Linked DNA regions of Homo sapiens: region 1 is linked to region 2. Evidence: chromatin loops called from intact Hi-C (ENCODE). Cell type or tissue: CD4-positive, alpha-beta T cell. All regions are shown on one strand. Each heading gives the region's core, and the rest is flanking DNA. Links, peaks and the distances in the headings are about the cores only. Region 1 overlaps MYCBP2 (MYC binding protein 2). Region 2 overlaps MYCBP2 (MYC binding protein 2).

Evidence for each region. A loop is a pair of places that touch in the nucleus more often than their neighbours do. Peaks named below come from ENCODE experiments on the same cell type or tissue, not always from the same donor. Only the 100,000 strongest peaks of a DNase experiment are listed, where the experiment ranks them.
Region 1: a loop joins it to region 2, with 2.2 times the contacts of the local background. A loop is called at or near these places in 10 of 110 quality-filtered maps.

The regions. Positions count from the first base shown.
Region 1 is chr13:77,176,148-77,178,978 of GRCh38, forward strand. MYCBP2 (MYC binding protein 2) reads right to left here. Exons shown (of 83, transcript NM_015057.5): 35 at 1,601-1,807; 36 at 350-481. Among named protein-coding and RNA genes, the nearest start is that of MYCBP2-AS2, 96 kb to the left of the region's middle. In CD4-positive, alpha-beta T cell, for the core only: no CTCF peak of the experiment used is centred there; no DNase peak of the experiment used is centred there.
Region 2 is chr13:77,076,069-77,078,899 of GRCh38, forward strand. It overlaps MYCBP2 (MYC binding protein 2), which reads right to left. Exons shown (of 83, transcript NM_015057.5): 66 at 2,756-2,821; 67 at 1,080-1,319; 68 at 683-781. It overlaps MYCBP2-AS1 (MYCBP2 antisense RNA 1), which reads left to right. Exons shown (of 4, transcript NR_046716.1): 2 at 748-865. Among named protein-coding and RNA genes, the nearest start is that of MYCBP2-AS1, 2.0 kb to the left of the region's middle. In CD4-positive, alpha-beta T cell, for the core only: no CTCF peak of the experiment used is centred there; no DNase peak of the experiment used is centred there.

The sequences.
Region 1 (2,831 bases), core at 177-2,676, 100 kb after region 2:
ACAATGCAGGTATTATTCTTCCCAATCTACAGATAAGTCTCAAAGTGGTTAAATAATGATCTGCCAGTGTCTTAAAGTCAGCATGTGGAACAGCAGGTATCCAAAGCTAAGTCTGTTTGACTACAAAACTTCCTACTACTCCTGACTTTAAGAAACATTATGCAAAAATATAATATAATGTGGTACAACATTAGGTACGTAGTAGGTACTCCATAAATATTTAAGTACCATATAAAGGATAACTTACAAATAGCTATAGGTAACAAACAAAATTCATGGAATACTCTTCACTATTTTAACTACATAATAATACCTCTTATTCACAATAGAAACATTCAGTTGAAACTACCTTTAAAGGAACCACTTTGTCAAGTCTGATCTCAGCTATATCACTGGGTGAGTCATCCGTTGTGTACGTTCCTTTCACTAATTCCAGAGATGTCCATCTGTGGGAATGAGTTGAATCTCCTGCATGTTCACTCTAAAAAAAAAAAATGAAACACAAAAATTCCAACAGACTCTTAATTTTATTGTATGAACAATTTTGATTTATAATTATTATTTTTAAAATTTATTTTCTTGAATATAAAATTAGCCATTAGTATTTTCCCATACATATGAAAGAAAAAGTTGGGGGTACTATATACATTTTTATGTGATTTCTTGAGAAGACTACAACATAAATAAGCTTTTCTCATCTGATGACTTAAACTATTTCTACTTCTTCACATTTATAAAGCCTAATGAAGTAGGGAATAAATTCAAATTAACTAGTGAAAGGAATCAAGTTAGAGATAGAGATAGACTTGCTATTTAATAGGCAATGATTTACATGCTACCCCATCTGTCCCATTTTAATAAAACTCAGGTACTTTAATTTTAGAGAATATAGAAAGATATAGCTCAATCAGTCAACAAATAGTGTCTTCACTAAGAATCACCCATTAGTACTCTATGACATAGTCCATCTCAACATTGTGTTTCTTGAAAAATGACAATATAAAAAAAAAAAAAAACTACTCAAGACTTGTCATCAGGGACTTAGCTAAACACTTTTAGTCTTTAATTCTACTTTAAATCTTTCTCTTTCTGAAAGTACAAAAAATATGAAGCAGTAGTGACCCAAGGTGGAAAGATGGAACACAAACAATCAGGTAAAATCATTATTTTTCAATTTCTTTTCTTTCTTTTTTTTTTTTTTTTTTTTGAGACAGGGTCGGGTCTCACTCTGCTGCCCAGGCTTGAGTGCAGTGGCATGATTATGGCTCACTGCAGCCTCAACCTCCCGGGCTCAAGTGATCCTCCCACCCCAGCCTCCAGAGTAGCTGGGATTACAGGCGTGCGTTGTATTTTTCGTAGAGATAGGGTTTTGCCATATTGCCTAGGCTGGCCTTGAACTCCTGTGCTCAAGTCATCCAACTGCCTCAGCCTCTCAAAGAGCTGAGATTACAGGTGTGAGCCACTGTGGCCAGTCTTTTTCAATTTCTTTAGTGTCATTCATCAGTGATTGATCTAGTAAACCCCTGAACATACTATGACAATGGTAAATCCTGATACACAACCCACTAATCAGGATAAATACTAAAAGGGTGATACTTACATCATCAACCAACACCTCTAATTCATATTCATGAATTCCACCTCCTCCATAGACAGAGAAACCAACCACAACTATTCCAGGTTTGTCTACTGAAAAACAGATTGCATCAGGGGACCCGTTCCCAGTGTTCCAACTTCTGCCCTGACTTGTTTTTGTAAATCGGTTAGCACTAGCTTTTACAGAGTGAAGAGAATTAAGTCCATCAACCTGTGAACAATAAAAGCAATTGTATCAGTAGTTGGTATACCTTTAACAAAACCATCCAAAGGTTTCTAAGAAGTCTAATAAAATAACCTTTATTTAATAAGTGGATATAAACATTCCTAAAGGTATGTTCTACTGAGAGATTAACTCACAATAAAACCAGATTTTATCATTCTAAATTCACAAATCAATGTCACTTGACAGTATTTTCTTCCTTTAGCCATATGAAACTATACTTTCCACTTAATTTATAATGTCAGAAGTACAAGCTTGTCTTATCAGTCATAATGTATGAATAAATCATCAGACTTTGAAAAGAGATGCTAAAAATTTCATCGAAATTCTATAGATCAACAGTTTTCAAACTATGCAACACAGAGCTCTAGAAATTCTGCAGAGATAGGTGTGCAAGGAAGAGGTAAATTTATGGTTCCCCTCTTCAACCAGACTATGTCCTCTCTCCTCTTACCTGTGAATTTGCAAGTAAAACTTCATTTGAAGAAAATGGTCTATACCCTAAGATTGAATACTACGAATATATACAGTGATATTTTTGTAACAGCATTCAGTATTTGAATACGTACACATACACATGTGCAACTATACTAATTATAGACTTTCACTAGAGAGAATTAGAGAACTTACTTTGGGTTGAAATCGCTCTTTTTATTTACAAAGCCTACTTCTAATCTAACTTGGCTACAGAATTTTGGGAGACTAAATAGATACAAAAATGGAAGTTTATGATTCTAACAAAAATTGCAAACTTCTCTGAGAAAGAAATATTCATCTCTAAGCCAGGACCTGTGGGAACTCCCAAAGTTGTATACCAGGCACCCTGTAACTTTTGGTATTCCTTTTCATTGGAAAGGTAAGTTTAAAGGGGAGAACTCTTTAGTAAACTTTGGAAGGGGATCTACACATTATAGACTTTCCTGCATCCTGCAGAGTATACTATCAAAGGAAGGTATTATAGACTAAATGAGTAAATGTAAAAAGTTAAAAAATTTCTGACAAGGGCTTCAAT
Region 2 (2,831 bases), core at 36-2,535:
AAGTACAAAAGTTTTAGGTATAGTGTTTTAGTCAGGACCGAAAAAGTAAAGCAACTGTATTTTTGCAAGAAATTTCAAGAACAGTAACAAAGAGTAGTTATTCTAATAAAAATTTACTAAACATGTGTGTGATGCTACCATGATGGATACAAAGACAAATTAGACATGGACTTGGTCTTTAAGAAGCTATGGTTCAGTAGAAGAGAGAAAACATCCATGTAGATAAACATAAGAGAAAAATGAAGAAGAGACACATACAGATTATTATGAACTCCAGCAGAGAGAAAACTGCTTTTGTTTGGGGAAATCATAAACAAATTTCATGAAGAGGATAAATCGTAAAAAAGTTTCATGAAGAAGACAGTACTTTTGAGCTGAACTGTGAAGGACAGGGACAATGGAGGAGGGAGAAGATAACTGATGGGGTATAGCACAGAAATGATTACAAATGAATGCAAAAACCCAAGGTATAGAGCAAATTTGCTGTTACTTAAAATACTAGCTAGATTATACATGAATAATGAATTTCTTTTAGATAGTTCCTTCATCTTTCTAAGAACAAATATGAACTGCATAAAACTGTTATTACATATCCATCAAAATATACAGCAATAAATGAATTATTTCACTGAAAAAAAGAATAAAAAAGGGAAATAAATATCTTTAGAATACAAATAAATACATTGTATACTTTTTCTTCTCCTTCAGGTGATGACAATAGTGCTTTTTCCTCTTGTTCTGGTGTAGGTTCAGCATCTCCAGAGATGAGCTTTCCAAATACCTGATGAAGATATGCATGTGAGAAGGAATTAATGACAGGCATTAACACTATATTGGCCAGAGGACTCATTAGCTGATTCCGCAGGTTTTATAATATGCTACTCTTGCTAATATACACCACTATTTTTCTTAATTACAAATGCAACATGGAACTCAGGTGTTTAGGGCTATGAAAAGAAAAAATGGGCAACATTTATAGCCAGAAATTTCTGTAATAAGTTTCACAAAATATTTTGTTACACTCTTAAAATATATTACATCAATTATCCTGTGCTAGAATATGTTGTAAGGACACTCACTTGAGACGTAATCAGTCTGAATACTCGCAGAGTCTCAGCTTCACAGTTCCTCTGCTGGGCCACACTGGCTGAAATCTGGCCAGCTATTTTTGTGCTTTCACCATCTTTCCAGCCCAGGACTTTGACTTGTCGAACTCTCAGTGTATTTTCTGGGCCTTTTAATTCAATTTTTATGATGTGATTATCCCCTCCTGGAAGTTCACTTGTTACCCAGCCAATGTGCCTGGAATCCAGATCAACCTGGTTGAGTAGAAAAGAGGCAGGAACCTGATTCAGCTGGATCACTTTTATCACTGTGCTGGACTTAGCATTGATACCAGCAAGCTCAAATAACAAAGAATTGCACAGAGTAAAGGTTATGAGGTTATTTCACACTGATTTTCTTATTTCAACCAGGTGAAGATAAGTAATATTATTTATAGTAGCTATTACACAGATGAAGAAACTAAGGTTAATACAGGTTAAGGGATTTTCAGTAAATGGTGGAATTGAGAATTAAAATCCAGGCCTGACTACGATATGGCTTCCGAGCAAAATTATATGAGTGAAATAATTACAAATAATTTATATGACTGTACTTTATCTATATCATCTGTAAGTGGAAACCTCACAAGATCAGAAAAGGGTTCTTTTTTTGTGCATCCTCACATTAAAGTACCATTTAAAGATAAGGGACTTTAAAGTGCAGTTACTTAATATGTTTTACTTTTGAACAAAAATTACATAATATGTAACTTCACACTTGTGATTCCTTATTTCACTAATTTTCATTGAGAATATGACTTTTTTTTTCAAGGATTAAATGTTAATATACTGTGAAATAGTTCTTGACACTATTCCCTTCATAAAATAAAAACTGTTCTTATGGCATTTAATAACCAAGAAATGACCTGGCGATTTCTATGTGATTTAAATAGACATTAAGTTGATATTATTTTAATTAATAATGTCAATTTTCAAAAAGGGGTATTAAGTATAAACAAACACAATCTCATTGAATAGGATTATTTTCCCAAATTCTTCAACAATTTAAACAAAATTTATTATATGTTTAGTCCAAAATCTTAATTGATTCCTTCAATGTGATTTGAAAACAAGCAAGCAAGCAAGCGATTGGCCAACTTTTTGTGAGATAAAGTAGCCAGTGAGGAACAGATTTGACAAAGTTTCATGAATACAAGTAAGGGAGCTTGAGCACAGTCTCAGACACATGCCTAGATAAAACTTAACTTGTTTCTAAAGTTGGTTTAAACTGACTTGCAACCTGGATATAGCTGCAGTGTTATAAGTGTTATAACAGACAGATTTTTCAGGCCAGAGGACAATAACCTGTATTAACTCAAAGTATAGGTGAAGTAAGGTTTTAAGTGTGAATGGGATCTGTGATAAATTTTAAGATACCCTGAGTCTTTGTTGGGGAGTAGGGTAGGGAGACTGTAGGTACAATATAATTGCTCATGACTGGGGAACATTTAGGAAAACAGGTGAGATGTCCAGCACAGGGATGGTGGTTACTATTCCTATGTTTTGGACCACTTGTCAATTTAGTGTTCTGTAAATAGATAATTCCCTATAATACTTTGGTTGTGTGCCAAGGGTGGAATTCAATAGTGAAGGCTGAGAAGAAGAAATTTCTCTCTAGGTAGCGAAACATTTAATGACAAAATTTCAATTACCTGCTTTATTCTGCACAAATCTTCTACTGCTTTGCCAGTTAAGAAGGTCATTGAGGTAACTTTATTCTGAAATAGA